Linked DNA regions of Mus musculus: all the other regions are linked to region 6. Evidence: chromatin loops called from intact Hi-C (ENCODE). Cell type or tissue: left cerebral cortex. All regions are shown on one strand. Region 1 has its middle 34 kb from the start of Gm46409. Region 2 overlaps Fars2 (phenylalanine-tRNA synthetase 2 (mitochondrial)). Region 3 overlaps Fars2 (phenylalanine-tRNA synthetase 2 (mitochondrial)). Region 4 overlaps Fars2 (phenylalanine-tRNA synthetase 2 (mitochondrial)). Region 5 overlaps Fars2 (phenylalanine-tRNA synthetase 2 (mitochondrial)). Region 6 holds the start of Gm30177 (a long non-coding RNA gene).

Region 1 (5,000 bases), 150 kb before region 6:
CTTCTCCTTGGAGTCTGTGGGGTGGAGGAACAGCAGGGCTTCCTTGGCACAACCCCCTTTCCCTGCTTCTGGGAAAATTACCTCTCTGTCGCTGGCCTCCTGTCCTGGCTCAGGAGTCTGACTTCACCTTCCTGAAAGCAGGAGTTTGGTTTTTTTTTTTTTTTCCTTCTAAATTCTGCTGCCTGCTGCCAGCAGAGAGAGAGAGAGAGAGAGAGAGAGAGAGAGAGAGAGAGAGAGAGAGAGAGAGGTGGAGCCTGCAGAGGCTGCTGCTGGACCATCCGATGCCGTTCAAGGAGACAGTCACATTAGTCACTGGGTCCTGGGGTCTCAGCGAGCAGTATATGCAAAGATGAAGAGGGAGAGGGCTTCGTGCTGCACCATCTTTGAGTCATCCCTGGGTGTCAGCACTCCCACCCCACCCCTGAGCATGACTGTGTCATCTGCAGCCATCTGCCCAGCCTCTCAACAGTGGTGCCAGCTGTAGTAGCTAAGAGGACCTCCCCCAAAAGAGGATGCTACTGAGGCTGAAGAGGAGGGGCCTTTAACCATTTTAGCCCCTCCCCTACTGTTTTATAAGTAAAGAAACTAGGCCACAGCTGAGATGACTGGCCCAAGGTCACCCCAGTAAAAATAGGGGAGCTGGGACCAGAATGAAGGGCTCCTAATACCCAAAGGTACTGGGACCGCATCAAGGAATGCTCCTTCTCTTTCATCTTGTCTCTGCTTCATCTTGTCCTCTAGACTCTTCTCGCCATTCTAGCCCTGTGTGGCCCAGCCTCAAGGACACCCCTGCCCCACTCCCGTGCAAGCTGCATCTTCCTGCTTGGTTCTAAAGGTCTTGCTGACTTCTGGTTATATGGTACTGGCCTAAACAATGCTCCCTGAATGGTTGCAAGCAGAGTGTGGAAGCCACATCTGGGGTGGGGGTGGGGAGGTGGTGGAAGCTGCATCTGGGGTGTGAGTGTGGGCATAGGGGGGCACGGAGCAAGAACTGGCTGTAGCCAGGATGTATGCTGACCAAGGCTGAGGACACTCATTTCCTTCCCAAGAGACTGAGTTTGACTTTCAGAGCCCAGAGCAATGCCCTGGGATGAGAGGCATCCCCAGACCCCTCCCTGGGCAATGGCTACTTTAACAAGCCCACACTGCCTTGGCCTTTGTACTTCCAGCCTCGTCCTCACTGCTGTCAAGTCTCCTCTTTTACTTTGATCCTCTCAACAGACTGTCATTCCCTTTTTAAGAGATGTCACCATAGTTGGCATCACTTGAGTCCTCTACCAAGCACACTCGCTTATTTCTCTGTCTCTTGGTCCTCCCAGGGGTCACTTTGGGCAGAATTGTGTCCAGGACCTGTCATCTCTGGTTCTGAAAGCTTGGCTGGCTGGAATCTGACCACCTGAGCCAGAAACCTGGTGCAAAGAGGAGGATGGGAGGCACCGGTAATGGTTTAAAGGCCAACCTGCAGTTAAGTAGGGTTTGGGGAGTGGGTAAACAAACGGCAGCTTGGTTATGTCACAGTCAGGTTATGCTCTGACATAGGGGTGCCTGGGAAACCTGGTCTGAAGGCCTACACGGCTGAACTGAGAACTGAGGACTGCAGAGCCCAGTCCTTCCGAGAGCATTCTCTAGAGTGTGATCCATGGGACACTGGGTCTATGATACACTCTGGCAATAAACGGTTCAGAGATCAGCCAAGTTTGGCACTCACAGCTCCCTGCAAATCTGTGCGTCCCTCTTGCCAGTCTGTCCCAGTACCCTTGGCTCTGACCCATCAGGCAGTAAGAAACATGAACAACAACCACTCTATGTCTGCTGACCTTAAAGCCTGGCAGATACCTGGGCCTTGTCAGGCCAAGAAGGCTCTGTAGAGGTGTCTCCTTATGTCCCCAAGATCAGGGCTCAGGGACTCCCGGTTTTGCTTTGGATTTTGTCTCCTCTTATTTGAATTTCTGGAGAGAAAACAAACAAACCAAACCAAACAAACAAAAAAATACCTTCAAAACCAAAAACTAACTAGTTAGAGCCCAGAGAAGAGCTGGCCAATGAAAGGCAGAGTTGGAGCATTACAGCATCAGCGAGACCGCCCATTGGCCGGCCTGCCCTGAGGAGATGCGGCTTCCCGCCCCTCCACGCGGTGCGGAGTCCGTGCGGGCAGCTCTGTGTGCGCGCCCCAAGATGCCCGGCGCGCGCCCCTGGCCTCCAGCCGGGAGCTCTGGGTATTTGCGCGCGGCCCAGCGAGCCTTAGACAGCCGCAGGATGGCAGCGGAGTCCGCGCTCACCAGTGGAGGCTGCGGGGACGCGTGGCGCTGGGCTTCTCTGCATTGGGGAGGCGGCCTGCAGAGCCCAGGACTTCCAAGGACTGCAGAGCGGCAGGACTTGGTCCCTGCGCCCATCGTTGTGTTGTGGCTGGGTGCGTTTCCTGTCCGCTTTTTAGCGTTACTTTAACCACCATCTCTGAATTGTGCTGGGCATATTGTTTCTGGAATGAGGGCTGCATTCCCAGTTCCCTCGTTACTAGATAAGACTAACTTGGCAGCCAAGGGCTTTCTGGCAGATGTCTGCTATAATCCCAGCCTTCCAGAGGCTGAGTCAGGAGGACTGCTGTGGGTTCAAGACCAACAAAATGAGACCTTGTTACCGCCTCCCCCGCCCCCCCTCGCCAAATCACAACAAAAATAAAGTCAGGGAAAACGAGTGTGTGTGTGTGTGTGTGTGTGTGTGTGTGTGTGTCTGTTTGCCACAGGGAACTAGTTATGTTATTGTGGGGCTGGCACTTCTGAAATCTGTGTACTCAGCGAAGGGTTAATGGAACTACTCAGGAGTTGGCAGGCAGGGTTTCCCTGCATTTTTTAATGGTCCCAACTGACTGGACTAGGCCCACTCATTTACCCTGTGGAGGGAGAAACACTACAGAATTATCTTAATTGAACGTGAGGGAAACACCATAGCTGAATCATATTCCCTCTGACCCTCAGGATCCCAGAATGTGACTATTTCAACAAATCTGTCAGGAGACCTAGAGACACACAGCAGCACTGGGGTGTGTGGGGGGTGGGGTGGGGTGGGGTGGGATGGAATGGAATGGAATGGAGGTGGGGTGGTTAGGTGTGTTACATGGGCAGAGTCAGCTAGCTGATGGGAGAGGTCTCTGAGAAACCAACTGGCTCTGCTCTGGCCTCTTGACTTCTAGTCCTCTGCAAAGGAGGAAAATATTTCTGTTGTCTAAGCTGTACTAGCCAGTGGCACTCTGTATGGCCCTAGATACCCAGATACAATACTGACACAAGCTCAGTCATTGCCGTGGTGTTTGTGTCTAGACTGCATGACAGGAGCCGTTTATCCATCTTTGGCAACTGCATAGGTTTTCATGCTATGCCAAAGGGCTTAGGTTTGAGATCTATCCATGCTGGGGGACCATGCAAGCATGTGCATGTGCTTGTGTGTGTGTGTGTGTGTGTGTGTGTGTGTGTGTGTGTGTGTGTGAGACATAGACTGGCGGGGAAAACTGAGGTCTTAGTCTGTCTTCTTTCTCATTCATTTTGTTAGTTAGCATATAGAATAAGTCACCGTATGGCCTTTGCATCCAGGTGCATCATGTTTGCAGTGCTCTGACTCCTAACATAACAGCTGTCCCCTCATCAGAGCAGCTTTGACTGCTTACAGGAGACCCTCAAGATCCAGCCTGTTGACTATTGGCATTCTCTGTGGAAGAAAGGGTTAGAGATTCCAGTCTCTCCCTCCTGCACCTCCTAGTCATTTGTATGTAATTCTGCCTTAAATGTTTGCAGCCTTGTGGTCTTGGGGACCTTAGAACGTATACCCTGTGAACAGTTAGCTGAAAGGGTTTCATCTGTGATTCCATGTATGCAGCTATAAAGTCACCACCATGTCAAGGTGAGATTTTTCTAGGAGCATAGCTACCCTGGAGTTCTCCATACTCCTGAAATAACTCCTTATCAATGTTCTATAAGTAACATTCCAGGTTAGAGGATTATCCCCCAAGTAGGTGAAATTGTTGATATTCTATAAGAGGGCATATATGTGTGTGTGTAAATATACATATATGTATATATATGTATGTGTGCATATATATATATAATAGATCTGTGAGTAGTGACTGTGGTGCTTATGAAAACGGTCCTTTCAGATACCTAGTGTCCTAGTGTGGGCATTTATGCTATATATATTATCAAGCAGAGGGAGGAGAGACTTAGGAACAACTTCGATATATATATACCTGCTTATGAAAGAAACTGTGTTTGTCTGAGGTTAGGCTCTTCTTGAAATCTAGTTTCATCACCTTCCGAGCAAATGATACATTTTCATTCATCTTTGTGGTTGAATAAAACTCCCTTGTGTATATGTACCACAGCTTTATCCATTAATCTGCTGACCGTCATATAGGCTGATTATGAATGGTGCTCTAGTAAACTTGGCTGAGCAGGTATCTCTGTGGTACGCTGTTAAGATCAAATCTGGCTTTTAGAAAGATCTCTCTTGAAGCAGTGCTCTGTGAAGGAGAGAAAGTACCCTGAAGGAGCAAGCTGTCACCAGGCCCAGGGGTCAGGTGGCTACTCCTGCGAGAGGCCAGTGGAAGGAAGATGCTGTCAACCCAAGTAAAGAAGGTGACTGAGCGCTCTTTTGAGGGCAGCCCTGGTACAGGTCAAGCAAGGCATTCTTTTTTTATGCATGTTGAATTCGACTTTCCTGGAACATTCCAGAGGGATCACACTGGGGCCATTTGTTATATAGTGTCAAGTCCAAGTTGGGTTATAAGCAAAGATTTCCATATCTTTACTCATCCAGAATTAGGAGCCAGTAATCTTCCCACCATATTTGCCGTGTCAGTCCCAAATTTCCCAAACATCTGTGGCCATTTCTCCCCACTCCTTTCCTGCCTCCTTCCCTCCTCTTCCTTCTTTCTTCTTAAAAATATAATAGTGTGTGTGTGTGTGTGTGTGTGTGTGTGTGTGTATGCATGCCACAGAATGTGTATAGAG
Region 2 (5,000 bases), 190 kb before region 6:
ATTAAAGAGGTTAAACATTGACTGGCTAGGATTGTGTGTGCAACGGAGGAGTAGGACCCACTCCTGTTAGCTTAACTTCCAGCAGTTTTAGTTATATGATGTCGACTATAATCCAAAATGTTAAAATTCCAGGAGTAGTATAAAGTTTTGTGCTATGTCGCCCATGGTCTGTTCAGCATCTCTATGCTATGTACACTGCCCACCCATCCATCATCTAGCTGTTCTCTCACATATCAGATCAGCTGTGTGATATAAGTTCTTGAGTCAAATAGACTTTAATTTAATAAAGGCCCAAAGCTCAAGAGCACCAACAGTGGAAATTTTTTGTTACATAGTTGCAACTGCAATTGTTCCATTTTACTATTTTTATCCTTTTATTAAAAAATATTTTAATTGATTCTTTGATCATATTATGCACCCCAGCCCTACACATCTCCCTATCCCTTAATATCTACCCTCCCTTAATATCTACCCTTTGCTCTTGAATTCCCCTGCCCCCAATAAAAAACACAAACAAACAAAAAACATCGAAAAACATCTCATCATGCAAGTTGTAGTAGTATGCCACAGTGTGTCTCACAATATATCCCTCTGTCCACACACCTTCACTTGCTGATGTTCATCACAATGAATCATTTGGTCTGGTTCGAGATCTCTGTTTCTGTGACACCATCACTATTGGCTCCTCCTTGGGACTCCTCCCAGTTCTCCTGTTGTTGCCCTTCGTCATGGAGATCCTGCAGCTTTAGAAAAGCAGGAATGGCCCATTCACGTATCTCAACCATTTGCAAGTGATATAGATTTTGGGGTGGGCCAATTCAGAGCTCTGGATATGGGCCTGGTGGCAGCTGTGCCAGTCAGTGAGCCACCGGGGTGAGTTCTCTAGCACTGTTCTGGCCAGGCCACCCAATGCCACCATTGGCAGGAGGCAGGGTCATTTCTTCTGCTCTCATGGTCTCCGGCCAGCTCACCAGCACTCATGCCTCCAGAGACAACTCCACTGTGCTGCCCAGTCATAGCAGGAGGGGCTGTGGGGAGCACTTTTCCAAGTGCTGTAGCCTGCAAGGGGCTGGGCCAACTCTCCTACTCTCACACCCCCTGAGCTGGCTCACCCTTGACTTCACCATCAGGGCCAGCTCTCCAGAGCACTACAGCCAGTGAGGGGGCAGAGCTAGTTCTCCTCTGGGCCAGCTCTCAGTATTGCTCATAGGAAGGGGGAGGGACCCATGCCACCTCTTGACAGGTGAGTTGTAGAACCAGCTCTCCTACACTCTCTCCTAGGGTCAGTTCTCCTGTCTGCCTTCAGTAGTGAGGGGGTGGAAGGCATCTTCCCCCATCCAAGACCACTTCATAGCAGAGAAGTGATAGGGTCAGCTCTCCCTCACTGATACCCTCCAGCAATTAACCCACACCCCATCCGGGACAGCTCACTGGGACAAGCTCTTCCATCTGCCTCAGATGGTGAGGGGTGAGGGTTGGGGGGGGGTTCGCCTCTCATGTACTTAAACTTTAAATTTAAATCAAATTTCATCACAGGTACCCCAGTCATACTTTAGAAAAATGTATCTATAGTGTTTGTTGCTATTGCTGGTACTGGGCAGTCACTGTGGTCTTGGAATGTGTCCCCACCACTGAGTAGATAATCCACTCTTGATGGGCAGGCTCTGAAATAATTGCTGTATAGTGTGTCCATCTAGTCCTCAGAGATAGAAGAAGGAAATGGAGGTCTTGCTTCATAGGCAAGAACTCCAAGGCACAAGAGGTCATGCAGGGGCCCTAGATCTCACAGCAAAGAGAACGGGAATTGGAACCAGCTTTCTCTCAACTACAAAGTCAGGTGCTTCTCCATTCTCCCACAGCCTGGCAGCTCTCGGTCCTGTCCTTGGAAGTAACATCGAGCTGTCTCCCTCCCTCCCTCGTCTTGCCGCCCGTGCTTCTTGTCTGGCTTCCACGAGCTTCTGGATACATTGAATGAACTTGCTTTCTCCACTGAGCAGAAGAGTGATAACATGGGGCATCGGGCTGAACCTTTGTCTCTGACAAGCAGGAACTAGTTGACTACAAAGCCAAGGATCCAGCTTTCTCACTCTGTCAGTGGAACTCTTCTGGACAGCATCTTTCTGCACTGAGTAATCTCTGTGTGGATGGATAGGCAGTGTCTGCAGTGCCCACTGGTCATGCCTCGTCTATTCTGGGAGGTGTCAGGCATACCATCCAAGAACACAGAGTAGCTGCTCTGTCACAGATGGAAAAGCAGACTATTGTGGATGCTGTAGGAGATAGGTTTGGGCTGCATGTGAGGAAGGGTTTTATTTCAAGTTCAGAGCTAGTTTGGTTGCCACGGTGAACCCAGTGGTTGTATAATAGAAGTCTTCCCTCCCTCACCAAGACTCTGACCCATTGTTCCTTCTTTCCAGGCGGCTCCATAGCCCTGTACCCCTTCAGAAAATACCCCCCATACTTTGAGCTGGGGGGAGCACTAGTTAATCTTCAAGTAGTTCTGATGATGGTTCACTTTATTACTCTTTCTATTTTGTTTTAAGATATTTATTGCTCAGCTTTTTCACATTAAGACTGACACAAATATGAATATTTACAGGATGCAGTAAAATATTTTGAGCTATGTGTAATGATACAGTAATCAAGGTGCTTGGCATATCCGTCACCTCAGACATTCGTCATCTCTTTGTTTTGAGAACATTTAAAGTCCTCTTGTAGATAATGTAAAATATTCAAAACAGGGTCACTAGCCAGGGTCATCTGCTTTGCCACAGATCACTAGAGCCTGCTCCTTTCACCTTCCATAACTTTGTTGATCTTTCATCCCCACCCCAGCCTCTGGCAGCCCCCGCCCCTATTTTTTTTGTGAGACCAGCTTCTTTAGGCCCCACAAATAAGAGAGAGCACACACTGTGTCCCTTCTGTAATTGTCTTACTCCACTGAGCATAGCATCCTCGGGACCACCCATGCTGCTGCGATGACACCATCGCACCTTTTTAAAGACTGAGTAGTATTCCATTGAGTAAGTGTTCTTGATTTCTTCTTCCATTCACCCCCTGCCGGATGCTTGTGGTAATCTCATATCTTGGCTTTATGAATACTGTGCCAATAAGCATGGGGTCCAGGTCCTCTCAACACCTGTTAAAACCTCCTTTGGATGCATACCCTGAAGGGGATTGCTAAACCCTTTTAGGCATAAGCTTGACAGTCCTTTCACTGATCCAGACTTGACTGTTCTCAATCCCACGCAGCTTTCTCTTTGGTCTAAAGTTAGGAGTCTCGGAGGAGGAGGCACTAAAACAGAATCCCCCTCTGCTGGCTTGTCCCGCTGGCCTGCCTCCTCTCCCCATAGTTCACATGGGATTGCCCATCCTGGTTCTCAGTTTCTGCCTGAGCATCCGGACTTGGGTGGGAGGTGGAATTGGGTAAGCCTTGACGTTCAGAGTGGAGCAGGGAACAGGACCAAGGTGAAAGCAAGTCATGTGTTTTGTTTCCCCTAGTTGGACCCTGAAAGGGGGTGGGGGTGATGTCAGGCTGGTTGGGAGAAGCACAAGATGTTGTGGTATTGGCACAGCAGACCATCCTGAATCACTCAGGAGCAGACAAGGATGGTCACGTATGGCTGCCTGTGTCCAGTGTCTACAGGCAGAATGACCCAGATTTCTTTTTTGGTTTCTTCAGTGTCCAACTCTGTAACTAGACGAATAGCACCATGCCAGTGCACATGGTATCTCCCATGTGCTGACGAGGAGACCCTTAGATATCCCTGTCGCCTGCAGAGTGGCACAGCTGGCTTTACCGCCAAGTGGCTGCCAGCCCTCTTACTGCCAACTGGCCCACTGCTGGATGACAGATTCTCTGTGCTCCTTTCTGTCAAGCTCAGTGCCTGCAAGATGCTTTTTGTTGAATGACTGACTAACGAAGTCTATAAACGAATAGTCCCGGTTGAAAACACTGTAAGGTACTTATTAAAATCTCTGTTTTTTTTAAAAAAAAAAAAGGCAAAATGCCAAGTTCTAGCCAGCAACCACACATTGTACAATCAGCCAGTATTACAAGGCAATGGAAATTGGTTTTTTTTTTTTTTTCATTCTTTTCCACCTTGTCAGCAAAGGGATTTGACCTCCTTAACTGAACAATAGATAATCTTGTTTATTTTTCTCACAAGTAGAAACTGTGGAGTACATGAAAGTGAACTTTGATTTGCCTATGAAGCTCCAGATTATACAGCCGACTCGACTCATCCCAAACGCTGGGCCCTATGGGTTGGACAGAAAGCCATGGCAACCGCCTGCCGCCCAGACCCAGTACTGCACCAGTAGGGAAGACCTCTGTCAGTGCATTCCTTGTCTATGTGTCCTGGTCATCCGGGTCATCCCTGTGTCCTCTCTAAGTCAGACAAGCTTATTCTGTGTCTTGCTTAGTCATTTTAAAACTATATTGCTGCTTAGAGGAAGTTAGATGTGTTCGCTTTCTGTCACTATGAGAAATGCCTGAGAAATGAGGAAGTGTTTATTTGGGCCTGTAGTCTAGAGCCTTCAGTCCATGAGCAATTGACTCGTTAGTTTTGAGCCTGTGGAAGCATGTTAGAGTGGGAGCATATGATCAGAGAGACTTATTTACCCTATGCTGGGTTTGAAAAGAGAAAGAAGGAGCTGCGTGCCCCTTATCTGCCCTCTAGGAACCTGTCCCCAGTAAACTTAAGCACCCTGCTACAGCTTACATCTTAAAGGCCCCACTACCTCCCAGTAACCAGGGCCTTTGGTGAGATTCAGGATCCGAGTCATAGGAAGAGCTCAGAGGTGAAGGGGAGGAGGATGCTTGACAGAGCTCTTGAGTGTGGTGGGAAAGACTGTTCTGAAACCACACTCTCTATGCTTCATTTCTATCCTATTGAAATGAAATTCACATAACATGAAATTAGTCATTTTGAAAGTATACAGTTCAGTGCCATAGGGCAGTTCTCTAGTCTGGATGTCTGGATGTTTCAGACAGTGGG
Region 3 (5,000 bases), 440 kb before region 6:
ATGTCGGTGGGTGTATTTCCTGGCATTTTGCAGCCTCGAGCCTCCACTTCCAATCATTGACTAACAGGAGACATTGGGAAATCTCTTGCCAGCCTCTTTGCTGGATAGTTACCATTTCTGGGTCCTTGAAAAGTGCTCAGTGAGTCCACTAGAGATCATGTCAGGCCCCATCACTGTCACCATCACTAGGACTATTTCTGGTCTTCCGTGGCAGACTCCAGCCAGAGGCTCAGCTGTGTCCTCTGTTATTTCCCTCCTTTGTTTATTATGCCTAGCCTTCCTAGGGTGCTGTTGCACACAGAGCAGTACTAACTACCATTCCACCCAGGGTCCCTGCAGCTCACAGCAGCTCATGGTGGGGTGTTCTGCCCCCCATGGTGGACTCCCACTGGCACTGGCTCATGTGACTCCAGGATGGGCTATTAGTAGCTAATCCCCCATGGCTTTCTCCATAGACCATTACTCACAGACAAGACCCCTCATGCCCCTCTACTCCAACACACACCATGCAGGAACCCACCTGCTAATTGGTATTCTTGCAACTCACAGACCATTTGTCAGCCTGTGGAACTTGATCATCAAGAATATTCTTTCTATACACTGGTATCCTATCATAGAGCCAGGTTTCTGTCAGTCATGCTGGCTCACTTTGAGGATAAACTGATGATACTTCATGAAGCAAGCCAGAGGGGATGGGATAATGTATGTGCTTCTAAATAGGGTATGGTTCCGGTAACCAGAGGTTTTATAATACCCCCCCCCAAAGGGAACTGGATTCTGTATTCTACCTCTCTGAGTCTGTTCACAGGATATGATTCTATTCAGTGTTGTACTGCAGAGCTCAGTAACTAAGTCAGTAACTGAGTCAGATATAGATCGGATTCTTTTGTCACTTGTCAACTATATGGTATTATACTAGATATTTATCTCTTTAGTCTCATCTTTCCTTGATTCAATTTTAATTCATTCTTTGATTTCTACTTTTGTTTTAATTTTCTGCGTATGGTGTTTTGGCTACGTATATGTAAGTGTCCAGCATCTGTGCCCAGTGCTTGTTGAAATCAGAAGAGGGGACCCAATCCCCTGGAACAGGAGTTTGGTCATGTTAGATACCATGTGGGTGCTGGGAATTGAAGCTGGGTCCTTTTAGGAGCTGGCAGTGTCCTTTAACACAGACTCATCTCTCAAACCCCTATTCTTTGTTGTTTTGTTTTGTTTTGTTTCGTTTTGAGACAGGATCTCGCTGGCCTGAAACTCTGTAGATCAGGTTGGCCTCAAACTCAGGTTAGACTGAAGTTTACCATCAGAGAATTGGACTGAAGGCCATGCTAGCACTCCTGGCCTGTCTATTAATTCTTAATTAATTTCTAATTTTATTCATGGGAGATATTGACATTAACCTTGAGTTGTAAATATTAAGAATGTTATCTGTAGCTCTCAGAGTAGTTTGTGACATGGAATTTGAATCCACCGTGCATTAAACTTTAGTTAGACTATTATCTATTGTATTGTGGTCATTTTTTTTAGGCATTATGGAAGGAATTAATTTCAGAAGCACAATTTCTGAATCATTTTCTTTAGAGTGAATTTGAACTCAGAGCTGAGCTAGTATTTTAAGTTGTAAATGTAGATTGCCTTCATTTGTTTAAGAGGATTAGAAGTAATATTTAGTGTATTTTTCTCTGAAATTTTATTTTTATGATAATTAGGTTCTTAGAGATTCAGAAGTGAAATGTTTCTGTACTGTTTATTTTGTACAGCGCTGTGTAAATACAAATTTGTGTTTGTTCAAACTAAATTTGAAAGTAAAGTCTAAAACTACGGTTATGACTTTAAATCTAAAATAACAAGTTTTTTCTTTTGACCTGAGTGTTCTAAAACATGTACTAATCAGTGAGCTCGTGTAGACATGAGAGACTGTGAGTGCAAAGGCAGATTCATTTTTTCTTTTTTAATTCTTTAATTTGTGCTTATGATACGCAATCAGCACTCTGAATTTTCCCAAGCTCTTTCTCGAGCTGTTTCTAATAATAGCCAAGGTACTGGTGAGTGGCTGTGTAGAAGACTGTTCTATTTACAGCAGCCTCATTGTTGTTATCTGGATCTCTCTTGTTCCTCTTGCTGATCAGTAAGTGCCTTTTAAGTTAGAGTTTTCTAAGAGTGCATTGTAACAGAAGTGAACCTCAGCGGGAGGTTTCCAAACTGGAGAGCCTTACCTAGACACAGCAGCAGAGGGCGCTCGGTCCCTCTTTTCACGATAACAGAGCCTATAGCAACCATCTCTCTTTTGAGCAGCTAAGCAGGAATTGTTCATATTAATTAAGTTTTTCGAAGATCTTGTTCTGTGATCTGGAGCTAGGTGCCTTAGAGTAAAATAGGTCTTATTTCAGTCTTGGGAAAACGGAGTAAAACAGGGAATTTCCTGAAACTCTGCAGGAGGAATAAAAACGCATATACTAATGAGTGAGATTTCAATGAAACTCAGTGAATCCTTCTCTTTCCTTTCCATAGTCTGGCTAATGCGCAAAACATCCATTTTCTTAAGAAGACCCAAATGAAAACCCCAGGAATTTGCATTTCCTCTTGAATAGTTTCCTTAATGAAAGGTGTTTGAGACATAGGGTTTAAACAAATCAGTGACTTGAAACATTGTGGCACCTACTTGAAATTTAAACCTTTTTATTAGATAGCTAGTGCCTCTTTGCTTTTAGCCAACAAAGACCCGTAAGAAAAAGAAAATGAAAAAATAAATAGCATTTCTGGACCCCTATTGCCTAGTGCAGGCGGATTATATTCCCTGTGATCTTGTTCGCTCATATTATGTGGTGATTAGAGCCAGGCTTCAATCAGCTGAAAGATTCCCCAAGGCAGGGTCTTGTCCCACCAGTGCACATGGCATGCCCCGTCTGACACCAGGGCAACTTGAGAATTGAGCCAGAGATGCTGCAGTTTGGTGTAGCAGATGCACACTGGTGGTTGCCATGGAGATTGCTAATACTGCTGAAACTCAAAGAAAGGGCACTTGCCACAGCTCAGGAGCCTGTGTGAAAGTGAGTGAAAAGCAAGTGGAATTCAGAATAGGGCCTCAGCTACTTGTCCCACATGGAGTTTTAATTTCCTTTCCTTTCCTCTTCCTTTTTCAGAATCTAGATTGAAAACAGGGCAAGTCATAAGGCAGGCTGGAGCCCTCGGAGCTCTCTGCAGCCTGACATATCCTTGGGATAAGTGTATATTAACAAGCAGGCATGACTAATAGGATTGGGGTTGGGGGCTGGGCTGGCGTGTGGCAATCCTTCTGGAGCCTCTGGTCTGCTTGTCACTGGGGCTTACTAGGCACCTTGGGATTTGTCTGCAGCATATGTGCTGCTGTTAATGATTGAAAAATTACCACAACAATTAGTCACGGATCACTGAAGGCAGGGCCCCAAATGTGATGGACAATGTGATTAAATCCATGTATGTGACAATTAACTCTCCTGCAGGTTTATCCATCCAGGGAACGTGCCCTAGGGGTGAGAGCAGAGTGGGTTGAGACGATGGGGAAGCGTGGTGTTAGAAAGGAATAGGGGAGGTGAACGCCACAGACGAGACTGATGCAGCTGGCACTATTGGTTTTTAATCTGATCCGGAATTAATCACGGTTTGATTAATCCTGGCTTTATTGCACCTTTCTATTGCCCATTTATTTATTTCTGCCTCAATTTGATGGAGGTGTGACTGATTAAATTCTGCTCATTCCATGTTTTTGAATTTTTTAAATTTGGCTCTCCATTGAACACAGTGTTCTAGGTGGTCCAAAGTCCAATTATCTTGTAAGAGCTTAACAGGCACCAGACACAGCATGTCGTGAATCCCCCCATGTATCACAGCTGAGTGACTCAGAATAAATATTTGTTTGTTCAGTAATCTGCCAAGCAAAAGAAGCCTGTGATGTCAATATGCTTGGTTATTTGGAAGAAATAAGATTCCCCACCTCCCAACTTTGGTAATAAGAGTAACACAAACCAAGAAAATTTTGTGCAGAAAGGAAGAAAAATATTTGTATGAACTTATCTTCAAATACATTTTTGTAGCATAACAAGGTCAAGTTATGCTTGTCACTTATAGCTGTGGCTGTACATTGCTTTTTAAACCACATGCTCTGTTCTTTCTTTAGATGATTCTTTGTTATCCATGTTGCTTATGAAACACTGCACTGTAATAATGCCTAGGAGGCTGTGACACAGAGCAGCCCAAGCAGAGCCTGTTGCTTTGTTGTACCTCCGGGGCCTGGGATGTGCTGTGTTGCTTTGTATCTCCTGGGCCTCAGATGTGCTGCTGGGTGGCAGGTGGCTTGCCCCATTCAGAAGACATGGGAAATTACATGGTCTACTTATGGTGTTGCTTCATTTTTCTAATAGAATTTGGGAGAACAATTTTTATACCCCCTACCTCCCACCCCAGACTCTATTGGGTTGTCTTCTTATCTGCATTTTAGCATGACCTAACCACATATGTAAACTAGAACATTTGTTTGTGGTGTGGGCCATAGTAACTTCCAGCACAGTAGACTCAAAGACAAAAATCAGCCCAAGAAGAGTCTTGCTGCTCTGTGAGAGCTCAGAGAAATATTGTGTCATTGATAGTACCACTGATTTGAGCACCAAAAAAGAGTGTCAGCCTGCCTGCAGATGGATGATAGGGAAGCCCAGAACCTCTGTCTTCCGCTGGTTAGCCCACCCAATGCTCCCCTGTAGCCAGCCTCGTATGAAGACTGGAAAGCTCTTCCTCAGGAACTGGCATTCTCTTCTACTGCACTCCATTCTGGAACCAATGTTCCAGCTCGGTAGTCACCGATAGCAGTTCATCTGTCCTTCTGTCCATTTAATTGGGAATGTAATGACCAGGACTGACAGCCAGTCTCTGTCCATTTGCTTGTTTGTCCAAGTGTTATTTCAGTTGTTTATTATTTACCAGCTGGTTTGCCATGAGTGAAGCAGTGCGCCTAGCACATACAGTGG
Region 4 (5,000 bases), 360 kb before region 6:
ATGCCTCCTCTCTGGGGTTAGTTGAAGAACCTAATTCTTTTTCACCCTGACTAAAATTTTCCTTTTGTCCATGAAGGTAGTGTATATTAAATACAAAATGTTGCACCTGCCTGTGTATAACTGACATCTTCTATCCTGTTGAGTCACTGAAGGTTTTTCTGATTATTTTTTAAACACATAAGGGATTACCATGACAACACTGTCACTCACTGGTTGATGGTACAAGACATATGCTTACAAATCTACTGCAACACAGCATAGCTTGTTAAAAACAGATTCTCGTGTTTGTGATCAAGCAAGGATCTTGGCCTTTGCTGCTCTACTTTTTCTGCTGATAGTTTATCTGTTTTTGCTTTGCTGGGACCTAGGGCCTATAGCAAAAGCATGGAACTTAAGGAGGATTGATTCTCTAGATTGTGGTACTTCTGATTTTTATTTAAGAAAGTAAGACTTCAGGGCATTTATTCAACATTCACAAGACAATCACACAGAAACAGAGCACCTTTTCTAACTGTTGTACCTCCATTCAGCCCTGAAACTCATGTGGGCAGCAGCCTGGTCTACCATGTTGTCCTGCAACCATCTATCCCAGAGGTTTTCTATGACGTCGACCTAACACCTGCCCCTGTGTATATCACAGCAATGACTGAGACCTTGCCTGTGAAGTCACTTTGTGAACAGGTCTAGAATTTGATGTGTCTGTCAAGATGTGAATTATCATTGTGCTTCAAGAGACCACCATTCTTGATAGAAAAATGGTCAGGGAGTCAAGGTTTGACCTTCCCATTCCACGGAATGGTCTCACTCACACTGCCAGCACTTGCTTTTGGTTCTCTATAGGCTGCAGACAGAAATATGTCAATATGTGTGATTACTGAAAAGGTTGGGTAGCCAAAAGAAATTTTTTTAAGTATGAAAGTAAGCAATACTTTTGGGAGATCTGTCTATTTATTAGTTCTGGGATAGTCTCTCTGCATACGTAGAATTAAGGATTTGGGATTCATATCAGCATGGCAGAGTTCACAGAAAACTGAAAGGGATTATGTAGGAATGTTGTAGCTTTGACAGTGTGCAGGGTGATGAGAGCAAGTAACGTCACACAGGTGGGACACAGCATCTGCTCCTTGCTGTCTGGTTCCCTAGAAGCTGTGTCCATCTAAGGTTCAGAATGACTCGTCCTTAGAGAGTGCCCCCTGCAGCTAAAGGGGAAATCAGTACACTCTCAGAGGATCTGATTAGTGCAGTTTGACTAGGAATTCAGGGGCCATATTTTCATTTCACTAGAATGAAACCTAGGGGCTGGAGAGGTGGCTCAGAGGTAGAGTGCTTGCTGCTCTTCCATAGAATCAGATATCAGTTCCTGGCTCCCAAATTGGGTAGCTCACAACTTCCTGTATACTTTACTTCCTCTAATGCCCTCATCTGGCCTCCATGTACACACTGCACACACACACACACACACACACACACAACTTCCTGTATACTTTACTTCCTCTAATGCCCTCATCTGGCCTCCATGTACACACTGCACACACACACACACACACACACACACACACGCACACGCACACGCACACGTACACGTACACACAATACATATACTAAATACATACATACATACATACATACATACATACATACATACATCTTGAAAATGAAAAATAGAGTACACACGCAGAAAAAGGAAAGGAGGTTATGGTGCCAATAAGATTGACTCAGAGTCTTTAACTGGGTTCTCTTTTACTTGGAATTAAAAACCCAAGTCAGCCATATGTGTTGCCTGCAAGTGGTGCTGCTGAAAAGCCACCAGTGTGTTGCTGAACATGGTCCCCTGGGGCACCGTCTCTCTGAGCATCACACACAGGCAGTCTTGTAGCCAGGTGTGTGCAAGGTGTGTGCTGTGCTTATTCTTTGCTTTGAGCTCTGGGTTCCTGCACAGCCAACAGCTGCTTTGCTGAAACTGCTGTCGGGGCCAAGTGTGCGCCTTCCGCCTGTGCACAGCAGGGCCTGTGCAGGAGGCTGTTTCTCCTGTGGGTCTGAAAGTGATCCTGAGTGAGACACCCCACTCAGGCATTTAGCTCAGCCTCAGAACCAGATGCCAGCTCCCTTCCTGTGAGTAACCACTAACCTTTATAAAGCATGCAAGCACCCACAGCAGCTGCCAAGTGCTTGCCAGGTGCTTACGAATGGTTTTTACCACTGTGCCATAGAATAAGCACTGAGTGCACGTTTTACACATGGCAAAATTGATATTTAGAGAATGTAGAAATTTGTCCAGAGTTATACAACCATCAGGTAGAACCTGACAAATAGCTCTGGAGGCATCTGGGAGCAGTCACTAACCAGCAATTTCATTCAGTCCTGTCTGACAATTCATGGCAGAGCCTTTGCCATTGGACAACTAAGTTTCTGTGTGTGCCCCTCAACAACTGGGTAACTTTTGATCATATTTCACCAGATAAACAAAATGGCCTTTCAGTGTTTAAAAAGAAAAAACAATTGTGATAGTTTTGATTTTTTGTTGTTTTGTTTTGTTTGGGGGGGTTGTTTTTGTTGTTGTTTTTACATTAGTTGAAAGTCAGAGACAAAGACTAATGAACTTTCTAGAATCATTGCACTCTAGAATAACTGAGTTCAGCATTGCGGACACTGTGATGGACCATGCTTACTTGTCTTTGACAACAGAGTACATTCAGGCAGCACTCACTGAGAGCCATTTGGGGAACTGCCTGTGATTGTTTGGTCAACACATGAGGGGCATTAAGAAGTAACTGTGCTTCCATGTCTTTGATTTCAACCCTCATTTGGTCATCATTACAGCCACTCACTGTATATCACCATTGTATATCACAAATATATCACCAGTGGATGACTGTTCCTTTGCTTAAAGAGTACTGTGCACACAGAATGGTTCCAGGTACCAAGCATAGCCCCGTTCTTGCTTACCCTCTGTAAAATTAAGAAATTAGAACGTAATAGATGTTTCTGTCTGTTACATGCACAGATAGGTCTCAGGCCACCAGTGTTCACTGAGTATCTGTTCTGCTCACAGCCAGTTGAGCAGTTTTTGCAAGATTTGGAGAAGAATCATTCATACTTAACTGTGCCTCAGTTTCTTTAGCTATAAAATTAATGAATGTAATGCCACTTCTAGATAATTTCATTTACATGGCATCATAAATATCTTCCAGAGATGCATGGATGTGTTCAAATTATTAATAAACTCATTGTCTAGTAACAAAAACAATATCATTTCCTCTCTACTTACAAATAGAATTGTTTGCTATTGTTCTTGAAACAGATACTCACTCTGTAACCCTCACTGTCCTGGAACTTGCTATGTAAACCAAGCTGGCCTAGAACCTAGAGAACTCCATCTGCCTCTGTGCCTTTCTAGTGCCTGCAAAAAAAAAGGTATGAGTCACCTGCCTGCTAGAGTTATTGTTTAGCAGATCTTCATGACCTACTTTCAAGCTCTGTTGTAAGGATGTTACATAAAAAGCCTGTTGCCTAGATACTGAAGTATTAATAGCCCCATTTTACAGAAGAGGAAACTGAGTCCAAAACCAGGAACATAGCAGGTCCAGTGCCACAGGCACAGCCATGGTGGAATTCTGCTCCTCTGGTCTGCAGTCCTGCTGGCAGTATCAGCCTGGAATCAAGCAAGTGGCTGTTTCTTTGAGGGGCCTGTATTACAGTTGAGAGAGGGAGGGAGGGAGAGATCCTGCAAAATTTTAGATGTTTCTGTTCTGATCTTCCCTAGCATGTCAGGCCAACTTCCTCCTCACCAGATGTCACTGCAGCTTGGAGGCAGGCCTGCCCTTGGCTCTAGATGCCATTCTTTGACCAGAATTCCACTCTCCCTCATCCTCTTGCTGCAGACTCATCTAAGCTGCAAGACAGATGCTGCAGAATTCAGCAAAGTCTTGACAGGCACCTCATCACTTTACAGCAGCTGCATTTCCCTGGACCCACCTTCAAACTGAATGAGTAACCAACAGAGTCTTGGTTGAGCTTCCTCATAAACCACACCGACCAGTTCCAACAGTCTTCCTGTGTGTGTGTGTGTGTGTGTGTGTGTGTGTGTGTGTGTGCATGTGTGTGTCTGTGTGTGTCTGTGTGTGTGTGTGTGTGTGTGTGTGCATGTGTGTGTCTGTGTGTGTCTGTGTGTGTGTGTGTGTGTGTGTGCGTGCATGTGTGTGTCTGTGTGTGTCTGTGTGTGTGTGTGTGTGTGTGTGTGTGCATGTGTGTGTCTGTGTGTGTCTGTGTGTGTGTGTGTGTGTGTGTGTGCATGTGTCTGTGTGTGTCTCGCAGCCTTTGGAGAAGGACCACTTTAGGAGCTCTCACTGGTGTAGTTCCTAGATGACTATTTTATCAGCATGTTGGGTTTTGTTTTAACCTAGACTTGCATCTGCCCTCCCACAGCATTTAATGAAGAGGTCTTTGACATAAATCTCTGAAAACAAAAGCTACATTATGCATCCTGTGCATGCAGAGCCGTCAGGGATGCTTCTCTGTGAGATGCATAATTAGAAACTTAGCTCTGTGCTGAGAGTGGGGAGCTGCGATGGGTTAATAAAACACCGCTTCTCAGCTCCTTTTCTGCTCAGAATATGAATTAGGATATGCAGAAACTAAATGACAGGAGCAGCCCAGGGAAGAAAAATGCCTTATTTTTATTACTGTAATATTCTTCATCCTATATTCTGTCATACCACAACCTAGTTCCAGAGACCTGAAGCAATGACTGTTCAAAAAAAGAATTGTCTGAGGTGACTGTTTCTTTGTGCATGGATAAAAAGCCTTCTCTAAATCTATTTTTGTATTGTTTTTATTTAGAAATTTTTAGCTGAAGTACAAATATATGAGTTTAAGGCATAAACTATGCTGTTTTTACTGTAATAATTACCACAAATTTTTATTCAACACTGTTGAGAAGTTTTGTGTGTGTGCACGTGCGCTCTGCATTCTCCTTATTTATCGTTCACTGATGGCACTTG
Region 5 (5,000 bases), 220 kb before region 6:
ATCAGGCTGTGACTGGTAGCACATGTACACTCCTAGCCCTGTTCTCCCAGGAGCAGTTATTCATTGATACTACAGGTTGAAAGGCCCTTATTTCAAGTGCTTGATATGGGAAATATTTCATATCTAGGATATTTTTAAAGTTAGGACCATTTGCTAATGGATATTTGGAGGATGGGTATGACTGAAGTCATAGTAGTTCTACATCTTACCCATATAGCCTGAAGAATATTTTATGTATTTTGTTTGTATTTTTGAGAAAGAACATCTTTGCCTCCCACTGGCTTTAACTCCAGATCATTCTTCCTCAGACATCCTAGTACTGGTTTTACCAAGATGTACTACCACATTCAGCATACAGTATTGTGTGTGCATTTGTGTCTGTTGTGTAGAGGTGTGTATGTGCGTGTGTATGGAAGCCAGAGTTCAATGGTGGATATCTTCATCAGTAACTCTCCACGTTACTTTTTGAGGCAGGGTCTCTTAACTGAATTTGGGACTCATCAATTTGATTAAACTGGTTGGCTAAGGAGTCTCCAAACTCCTCGTGCCTTAGCTTCCCCAGGACTGAAATTACAAGCAAGTATCGCTCCCACACTTGTTTTCTAGGCAGGTGCTAGAAATCCAGATTCAGGCCTGCAAGCTCTCCTGGCATCTGCTTTACCAACTGGTCCATCTTTCCTGATTCCTGTGTTCTTAGTCATTATGTGTATGAAACAAAGTCTTTACATTGAATCATCAGATTTATGGCATTATGTCACTATCAAATGTTTCAGATTTTATAGCATTTTAGAATTTGGTTTTTGGATTAAGTGTGTTCAACCTAGTTTAACAGTGTAAAATCTGGAAATGCTGTTGTATAACTCCAAATCTTTTCACTATCAGTAACTATAATCAGTAGTAGTGGTAAGTTTCAAATACAGAAGCAGCATCCTCTACCCCAGGCTATACAGTAGTACCATTTGTACCTGCACTGTCGATGTCCTGATAGCTGTTGAGAATCTTTTGGTAGGAAACTATTCTCAGGAAGACTTGAAAGCCATCTTGAACCACTGGGAAAAGGGAATGTGGCTAGTTACCTGTCACTATGGGAAGGTGTTGTTGGGAAATGCCCAGCACACCCTGATCCTTCAAGCCTTCATAGCCAAGAACTGGTATATATTTCATCTGGGTGAGCTAGTTCTGCCTCTGGTCTTAGAAAGCCAGTTAATCTGTCAGCATGGGCAGAAAGGTACCTGACAGCTCACCTGGGGCCAGAGAAGCCAGTTCCAATTTCTCACACTCACAGTGCAGGAAAAGCTTAGCTCGTCACCATGAGCTCTCACAGAGCAGGTAGCCACTGGCTTCCTAAAGGAGCCACCAAAGAGAGAGCACAATGCAGAAGCCACCCAGCTTGAGGGTCTTTTCTGCCCTGTTGTGCTGTCCACACAGCAGCCCTAGTGCAATGTGGGAGAGATGGCACAAAGCAGGAATCCCAAGAGGTGGAGATCTTCAGGAACTCCCGGGAGGGAGGCATTCTCATCTCAGCAAAGCTGTCCTAGCCCTCACCCTCCTCCCACTGCTTCTCTTCCTCCTCTTCTCAACCTGTTGCCTCTGGAAAGAATCACCCAGCAGGCTCTAATGCCTGTGAGAGGGTTCAGTCCTTCTCCGGGGTCATCTGCACTGTTTCGTGTGTAGAGTCATGAGTGACAATCTCAACTAATAATATTAACTTTAAAATAAAAGCTGGAGATACAAGTGTTCCTTTTAACCTTGAGGGATCTTTTTCTGTTGCCTGTCCCCTCACTGTTTACCATAGAAGTGGCTACAGATCTTTAAATAGACCAGCAGAATTCAGCGCTCTTTTAAATGTAAAACCATCCTAGGTGCTAGAACACTTCTTTTTTTAATCCAGAAGGACGAGTTATCTAAGAAGCTGAATACTAGCAAGCTAGTGTGTGTTAGCTGCTTGAGAAACTGTACCCCACAGCCCACGTCTCTTAGCTGTCCCTCCACCCCATTCACAAGGGAGTCTCCACCTGCCTGCCTGTCCTCGGTACTGACTTCGAGGACGATAGGTGAAGACAGTGACTTAAACATACTCTGTCGCCACACACTCATCTGCCAGGAAAGGAATGAAATGAAACATCATCCTATCCAGGCATCAGCAACATAGTTGAGGGGGCATAAAGGGAGTCCACATGATTGCTTCCCACAGAGGCAAACCAACGCAGCCAAGACCTCATATAAACTCAGAACATCATGCCAAGCATTCCTAAAGGGCAATAGGGAACAAATGAGAAAGTATCTTCAAACGTCACATTACACAGGGATGCAAGGGAGCCCACCTGTTTCCCTTTTGGAGTAGGTTAAATCAGGATATTATCAGTTGACTGACTTAACTTCATCCATCTCTTCCTTTCCTTCATCCTAGATGTAGTCTGGAGACTCAGTTTTGGCTAAGGAGAATGAGCAGAACTTTCTGTAAGATTCCTAGGGCAGTGGCTCTCAACTTGTAGGTCGTGGCCCATTTGGGGTCAAATAATCCTTTCACAGGGATCACCTAAGATCATCCTTCATGTCAGAAATTTATCTTATTATTCTTTACAGTAGCAAAATTACAGATATGACATGGCAACAACAGTAATTTTATGGTTGGAGAAACATGCGGTTCCCCCACCATTACCCATATCAGAAGTCACAGCATTAGTAAGGTTGGGAGCCCCAGCCCTAGAGGCTTTTGACCTGTCTGGCCCCTGTGACCTTTTCCGTGCAGCCCCATCTCTTATCTGTGCAGTGCTGATTTGTGGCTCTGTGGCCTTCTGTCACACAATGGGGACCATACGTGCATGATCAGAACTACTGAAGGGAAAGAGGAAAGCACCTAGATCCCCCATCACAACATGAACATCTTTGGTCTGTACACCTCCAGGCTGTTTGTTTTGTGTTGTTTGTTTGTTTGTTTGTTTGTTTTGTTTATCTGGGTTTAAGCTGGGTCAGTTTTGATTCTGTATTGTTTGAACTGATGAGAAATGGCTCGGCGTGCCAAGGCTGTTGTAGAACTGGGGTTTCATGCTACTGAAAGCCATCAAAGTGGGATCCTGAGCAGTGCAGGAGCTCTGAGCTTACATATTGCAGTCTATAGTGAGGTCAGTGAACGAGAGTCAAAACACTACCAAAGATGAATGGCAGACACACGAGTGAATGCTGATTGTGTCAAAGTAGCCAAGAGAGCAGAGGTTGTTTTCCAGTTTTCCAGATACACAGCTATCTACATGATTAAAGGGGTGCTTTTATCAGCAGAAACCTCAAACTTTTATACAAGTTTAAAGTAATTTTTTTATCATTATTTCTGCAAAATGTTTTTATTAAAGGAAACACCATATGGTAACAGCAAGAAGAGCTGGTTACAAGTCACGAAGCTAGTCAGATTCCTTTCCAACAGTTAGATCCAAAATACTTATCACAGACCCTACATTTAGAAGAAAAAAGTCAAAGCTTCAGGGATCCCAAAAGAAAACTTCCATGAACAATTGGTACATTGTTGTTTTCATGTCCTAGATGCAAAACGAAAGCGTATAAGATGAGAAGTTAAGTTCAAAGTATTTAACAACCAATGGCTCCTGGCCCTGATTCTCCACAGCATACATGTTGGGCACCAAGGCGTTCCATCAGATGGTTACTCCCACCCTCCTTCTCTCATTGTACCGAGTCTGTACCCACTACTACTTTCTATCTCTGTAACTGTTGTCTTATGTGCATGTCATCGTACCCCATGTGACTCTCCCAGTGGGTTTTCTACACTGCATAATTCCCTTGAAATCTCTTCAAGATGTGTCATGTATCAAACAAGAATCCTTCCTGCTGCCTGTTCAAACAGCATTTTCCCATGACGGATGGCTGGACACCCTCTGTCCCTCTCCTCAAATTCCTAGTCCCAACCCTCTGTTAAATGTGTGCCTTCCCTCATTTGATTTGATGGTCTCAGTATCTCTATAAATAGATATTCTCATTCATGCCAGTTGGCAAGAGCAATGATTAAGGCTTAGAAAAATAAACCTTACCAAGATCAGATACCAAAGCCAAATTTAACACAAGGTTTAAAAGCACCTAGAGCCTGTAGTCCAAAGTGAAAAACAGATCCAACCCCCTGGATATGCAAGCACTTGCTCCATCCTCTGAGAACATCCTCATCCCACGATACTTGGTTCATTCACTCCTCTCTGCCATGACCAGGGTTCACAGACTCTCTTCCAACTTCCCTCTTCCACTTGCCCTGGGCTGCCTTCCAAGTGAGCGGAGTTGCTCCATGCTGCCTTGGGGGATGTGGGCTCCGTGTGTGATGGAATAGTCAGCACTGATGCACTAGTCGGAGCTGTTGTGCACCACCTCCCCTCAGCCTTCTGCACATTCTCCTCGTGTCTGTGTCTCCTCCTGATTCATTCCAAACAGCTAGGAACATCTCTAGCATCAAGGCTTAGCTCAGGAGCATTTGTGACTATCCACTAGCATCCAGGGTCTCTACCACAGCTTCCTTGTCTGCTTGCTCCAGACGACTTCTCTCTAGGTGTCAAGAGTCCCCAAGTTCATCAGGCTCCTGGGCTCTATTCTAGGTAAACTCGACTACGATAGCCTCTGTTTATTCTGCTCCAGACAGAAAGAGTCTGTATATATTGGCTTTGGGAAACACAGTCCCAAGTCTTTCAGGACTAATGCATACCTGCAGCCAGTATTATCCCCCAAGTTTCCTCAGGGGGAAAAATATCTCACTAGGTTTGCTGCTTCCTAAATCATGTCCTAGCATTTGTTACAAGAATGCTCGTGCGCAGTGGGCTCCTTGGACATGTGTTGGTGTCTCCTTCCCGTGGATCCAATTTGACATGCAAGTCACTCTCCCCAAGGCTCTGCCTTTATTTCCTCCTCGTTTTCCTTCCCATCCTCTATTTCGTCACCTTCTTCCTGTACTGCAGCTCTTCCCAGATTGCTTATCCCGCTCATTCTAAACATAGTTTGTACAAAACAAC
Region 6 (5,000 bases):
CTACTTTGCCTAGGATGGTGTGAAGGAAGCCCTCTTCGGCGCCAGTTCGAGAGCCAACCAGGATGCTCCAAGGTCAGGTATGGAAGAGGTAGGTGTGCTGAACTTGGTGCCCACGACGCCCGCCCACTTTACCACAGCCTTAGGATACACACACCCTGATTATACCCTCACCCAGAACTAGTAACCGGGACTTCTGCGACGCCACTTAAAAACAGTAACATCACAACCAACATATGTCCTCACGATTAAACAGCACCTGATAGCTGGAGCCGGCATGACAATCATCTAAACAATCCCAAACAAAAGAAAGGTTCGGTAAGGAGCCAAATCCAAAAGCCTGAGTTTCGAAGACTCGCCTTAAATTCCTGGAGATCTCTCCTAGTGCAAGTGAGCGAGTGTGGTCCTTTGATCCGGTAAGGTAGCTTCAAATAGTAAGCCTGTCTTCGAGGGAACCCCTTAGGATAAGTGTGCACGGGAGGCAATAGTGTTGGAGGAGCCTTGCATCCAGAGGAGTTCCACCTGGAGAGCAGTTGGAACCTCACTCTGAGCAAGGAGTTCCAGAGAAGGAACCCTGTTGTGTGAACAAATCAGCCTGCCTCATCCCGCCCTCTGGTCCCTTCTGTCTCCCCCCACCCCCCAACAGCCTACTTGGTTTTCTAGGAGGTGGATCTAGCGGGAATCTCTCTTCGGGGAGGGGTGTGTGTGGGGGGGGGGGTTGGGGGGAGCCCCAGTCCTCCTTTACCTCCAAAGCCTGCAGAGAAGGCGGTGCGGGCTTCGTTTCCAAAAGCTAGGGGCATGTAGGCACTGGATCGTCCCTAATTCACAAAATATTATGGAAAAACAAAACAAAACAAAAAAACAGAATCGGATGAAACCCTTTTTCCCCTCTCTTCTTGTACCCTCTCCCTATTGAAAAGATTGATATATTTGAGACAAGCTTCGATGTTTTCATCTTTTAATGCTGGCCATTGTGCTTTGGCTGGTCAGCTGTATACTTAGACTTCTGGAAAATACCATCTGAATGAAATGAACAAATCCCACGGGTTTCCAAAATAATGAGCGACCCGGAGCAGCGAGATCTCCTTTGGTTTGGGCTGAAATCCAGCTCCAGGGAGGAGGAGGTGTTGGGGGCTGGGAGCGGGTGGAACAGTTCCCTAGAGTGGCCCTGCGCGGCGCGTGCGTGAACCAGAGCCCGTAATGTATGCTGCCATTAAGAATCCATGCAGCTTTCAGAGCTCGGGGCGCAAGGACGCATGTGTTGCTGGAATTCAATCCGTGGGGGGAATGCAGATTGGGCTGCGACCCACTGGGTTTGATTTATGAACGGTTACACTAGCGATTGTTTACACATTGCATTTCAGAGTCCCGGCACACCCTCCCCGCCGCGGGCGACGGGGCTGCTGGGTGTGGGAGCCTGTTTCAGCGCCGGAATCAGCCTTCATCCTTCTTCCACCCCTCCGTGTACCCTGGGGAACACCCACAAACTCCCTCCCAACCCTACCTTCAGCGAAATCAGATTTTGATTTCAATGAATCCAAGAGCTTATGTGTAGTTCTCCGTCCCCCACAGCCTACACCATGACTGCAGACCCAGGACCTGGGTCTGGACTGCGCCTATTTACTTATTTGTGAGGCCATGAGGAGCCTATAAATAGGAAAGAAGGGGGCAGATCGAATGGCAGATCAATAGGCCCCGTCTTCTCGCCATTTCAGTTGTGCTGTCTTATTAATTATGAAAGGATTCGCCCGATCCTCGCCTCTGCCCCTCTGAGGAGCCCTTAATGGCGGTTCCTTTGCAGGCTACCTCTAGTCACCACAGAGGAAGCTGCGTGTGGTTGTTAGGGCCCAGCCCAAGGAACCGTGGTTAGGGCTCAGGCCCACCTGGTGCCTGGGCAGCCGGCTGACCACCGGCAATGTATCTGTGTGTGCAAGACCGGTCCTCCAGTGCATGTAGTAAAGGCCTTGCTCTTAATTTGAAAACGACCTCCCCCACCTCCCCAGTATAAGCAGAATGTAGGAGACATGGCCAAGTGTCCCTAATTAAGGTTCCCATGAAGTCAGCAGGGTCATCCAGACAGTTTGGTGAGCAGGTGAATTTATCACCTGTCACCGTGTGTTCCCCCAAGAATTCTGGAACCTCGGCGGAGGAAACAAAACGACACCCCATTTCAAACAATAACTTTTATTTTATACTTCTCTATACTTTGTAGCAAATTTTTGCTGAATTTAATTTATAATAAACTTTTTAAATTACATCTCTCTCTTTTTTTAAAATCAAGGCTCTTTTATGTCAAAATCTTTTTTTTTAAATTCTATTTTAGATTTAACATTGATTACCCCCTTGTGATCTATACCGTTGGATATTCAGGTATTACTGTATGTGTAACAGCTAAAACAAGAGAGGAAGGAAAATAAAGGCAGTGGACCTGAACGAGGGGCATCGACAATAGCAGGTGAAACCGGCCCCTCATGACCATAGCAGCATCTCTTATGACAACCTATCCCACTATACCCAACCTCTTTCTCTCTCTCTGTCTTATCCTTAAAAAAATGCTAAGCCCACACTCTTGTGTTTTCGCTTTTCTGGAGGAGAAATGTGCAGTGGAAATGATCAAAACAAGGTACTGTGGAAGAAAGACGTGAGCATGATTATTCACCGGCTGATTCCCACGTGGACACCACTCTTGAAGTCATTCCCCTGGCCTTCTCCTTTTCCCTCTCGCTTTCCCATTAGGAGGAGCCCATCATTCTTCATGTTATCAACATGATTAATATAGTAGGTGGCCCAGGGCCATTCCTGAGATTCTTTTGCCAAAATAAAATAAAATAAAATAAAAATTTAAAAATGGGGGTGAGTTTGCCGTTTTCTTATTTTTCTGTGAAGACGGACTAAAAGGTGAGGTCCGATTTTGGCTGTGCTCGCTCGCTCACTGATCGGTAACATTTGGCAAATAAAACACAAGGAATCAAACACAATTAAAAAGAAGAAAAAAAAAAGAAGAAGAAAAAGAGAGAAACAGGATTTCCCACAATCCCATATGAGTGTTTTCAACATCACAGAGAATCACAACGTCCTCAGAGAACGAATGGCTATTCCTCTCGATTTCCGGGAGCATGGTGTGAGTGTGGGTGAGTGAGCGGAGGGGGAGGGGGGGACCCGGTCCCGCGCTCAGAAGGAAAACCAGGTCGCTAAAGCTGCCGAGAGAGACACCAGGAGCACGGAAAGCGCCGGGAGCAGGGACCCCGCCGCCCCGTTGCTGCTGCCGCAGAGTTCGAATAAGCTGCCTTGGATGTTGAGGTTTTTCGATTCTTTTCTCAGTTTATCCCACATATCTTTCGCCCCTTCCTGGCAATCCGTAAGAGCTGTGACCGTGCAGCTGTGGAAATCCTCCCAGTATCTGGGGAGGAACAGAACAAAACAGAAGGAGTAGCATCACTTTGGGTGCGGGAGGACCCTAGGTCTGCGCCCCGGGTGACTGCGTCCTTTCTAACCTTCCGAGCATCTTCTCCCTACTCTCCCCCCTGGGTCCCAGAGACCTGTTCTGAACTAAGTAATGTCCTGTCTGATCTTTGGTTCATCCCAGAAACCTGGTCCCAGGGTGTGTGAGCCTCTCTTTCTCCCCTCAGATTTTCCTAGCCCGGTGCCAAGAGAGGACCTGACAGCCAGGAGCGGGGTCGCACCCGCTGCGTGGCGCTGGCACTGTGGCCTGCGCCAACAGATTGCTCACCCTCCTCCGGGAAAGCTAAGAAAACAGCACTAAGCCTTGCAAGCTGCGGCCCATTAATGCCTCTTAGCTAGCAAGATGGGCGACTTGCTCTGAGCCAGGCCCTCCCCCTCCCTGGCTTCTCACATTCTCCTCCCCCTCGCCCCTTCTGTTTCCCTCCTCTCCGCGCCGCGGTCCTCTCGCCTTCGCTTTGCTTCTCTCCCTCCACCCAGCCCCCACACCTTCCTTTTGTTTCCAGTTTCTCTTCACCCTCCCCACTTTTCTTTTCCCCTACCCTCCGTTTCCCCCTCTTCCTTTCCTCGTTTCCCCCACTTGCTTCGGGTCGTCCCAGGCCACCCCGCCTTTCAACCGTCCTAGCGCTCCAAAGGCGTCGGGAGCCCCCGCCTCCTCGCCTCTCCTCTCGGTTCCCTGGTCGGTCGGTGAGTGTTAAGTGCCTGGTCACCTAAGCGGGCTCTTGAGCCTCCTCCAGCTCTTGCAAACACCCATGCTCCTGGTCTGCGAGCTGGGTGCTCCCTGTAACTTCCTCTCTAGCCTTCTACATAGGTTTGAAACTCAGGAGCTTCTCTCCTACCTCCTCCAGGTTGTAGCACCCATTTCTCTAGAGTGGGCAAGTTGGCCACCTATGCAGGTCCCCCTGGCGCAGGGCTTGCGATCCCCCTACCTCTGGTCAGTTCCCGAACCATCTCAAGTAACTCAGCACCCCCCAACCTCAACCCCCGACCCCCTTCCCGACTACACACACACACACACACACACACACACACACACACACACCTCCGCTCAGATTCAGCCCCGCCCCCACAACCTTCATCCAACCTTCTCTCTCTCTCTCTCTCTCTCTCTCTCTCTCTCTCTCTCTCTCTCTCTCTCTCTCTCTCTCTCTCTCTCTCTCTTATTGTCCCACCTTTCTTCTGGAAACCTAAAATAGATTCCCGAAACTAAATATAATCCCACGGCGTGATCGATTCCTAAGGCGCTGTCTCCTTTCGGAGCTGGGTCGATCAGCGCGTCTGGTAACTCAGGTCTGGTTCCCACTTCGCCCGGACCCTGAGATTAGGGTCAGCAGCCACTCTTAGCAGTGTGGATGGTTTTATGGTTTGCTTGTTTTTGTTTTGTTTTGTTTGCTTGCTTTTTTCTCAGCTCTTTCCTTTTTTGTTCACCGCGGGACTGTAAGCTTGTTGAAGGCAAGCTTAGCCTTTGCTTCCACTTCTAACTTGGCTTCTGTCCCATTGCGGAGTTGTAAACGCTAGTTGGAGTTCCTGGAACCCGGGCTGTC

The links. Hi-C counts contacts between places; a loop is a spot of excess contacts. Peaks named below come from ENCODE experiments on the same cell type or tissue, not always from the same donor. Only the 100,000 strongest peaks of a DNase experiment are listed, where the experiment ranks them.
Region 1: a loop joins it to region 6, with 7 times the contacts of the local background. A loop is called at or near these places in 6 of 42 quality-filtered maps.
Region 2: it touches region 6 in a loop (7-fold over the local background); 2 of 42 quality-filtered maps call a loop at or near these places.
Region 3: it touches region 6 in a loop (6-fold over the local background); 11 of 42 quality-filtered maps call a loop at or near these places.
Region 4: it touches region 6 in a loop (6-fold over the local background); 3 of 42 quality-filtered maps call a loop at or near these places.
Region 5: it touches region 6 in a loop (7-fold over the local background); 4 of 42 quality-filtered maps call a loop at or near these places.

The regions. Positions count from the first base shown.
Region 1 is chr13:36,576,558-36,581,557 of GRCm38, forward strand. No RefSeq gene overlaps it. Among named protein-coding and RNA genes, the nearest start is that of Gm46409, 34 kb to the right of the region's middle. In left cerebral cortex, a CTCF peak has its summit at 2,246; DNase peaks (open chromatin) are centred at 45, 414, 2,168 and 2,828; H3K4me3 peaks cover 710 bases; H3K27ac peaks cover 2,888 bases.
Region 2 is chr13:36,529,898-36,534,897 of GRCm38, forward strand. All of the region lies in intron 6 of Fars2 (phenylalanine-tRNA synthetase 2 (mitochondrial)), which reads left to right. Among named protein-coding and RNA genes, the nearest start is that of Gm46409, 80 kb to the right of the region's middle. In left cerebral cortex, no CTCF peak of the experiment used is centred here; DNase peaks (open chromatin) are centred at 2,205, 3,331 and 3,706; H3K27ac peaks cover 2,660 bases.
Region 3 is chr13:36,280,037-36,285,036 of GRCm38, forward strand. The region is part of intron 4 of Fars2 (phenylalanine-tRNA synthetase 2 (mitochondrial)); the gene reads left to right. Among named protein-coding and RNA genes, the nearest start is that of Gm40912, 75 kb to the left of the region's middle. In left cerebral cortex, a CTCF peak has its summit at 2,227 (motif pointing right); DNase peaks (open chromatin) are centred at 2,227 and 2,971; H3K27ac peaks cover 265 bases.
Region 4 is chr13:36,364,464-36,369,463 of GRCm38, forward strand. All of the region lies in intron 5 of Fars2 (phenylalanine-tRNA synthetase 2 (mitochondrial)), which reads left to right. Among named protein-coding and RNA genes, the nearest start is that of Gm40912, 160 kb to the left of the region's middle. In left cerebral cortex, no CTCF peak of the experiment used is centred here; DNase peaks (open chromatin) are centred at 1,999, 3,479, 3,752 and 4,509; H3K27ac peaks cover 1,756 bases.
Region 5 is chr13:36,502,209-36,507,208 of GRCm38, forward strand. The region is part of intron 6 of Fars2 (phenylalanine-tRNA synthetase 2 (mitochondrial)); the gene reads left to right. Among named protein-coding and RNA genes, the nearest start is that of Gm46409, 110 kb to the right of the region's middle. In left cerebral cortex, CTCF peaks have their summits at 2,023 and 4,355; DNase peaks (open chromatin) are centred at 605, 1,608, 1,878, 3,150 and 2 more places; H3K27ac peaks cover 3,960 bases.
Region 6 is chr13:36,723,460-36,728,459 of GRCm38, forward strand. Nrn1 (neuritin 1) reads right to left here. Exons shown (of 3, transcript NM_153529.2): 3 at 2,163-3,397. The coding sequence ends at 3,169. Gm38636 (a long non-coding RNA gene) reads left to right here. Exons shown (of 4, transcript XR_873241.3): 4 at 14-703. Gm30177 (a long non-coding RNA gene) reads left to right here and starts at 3,396. Exons shown (of 2, transcript XR_382190.4): 1 at 3,396-4,143. In left cerebral cortex, no CTCF peak of the experiment used is centred here; DNase peaks (open chromatin) are centred at 7, 560, 1,272, 2,654 and 4 more places; H3K4me3 peaks cover 1,681 bases; H3K27ac peaks cover 3,622 bases.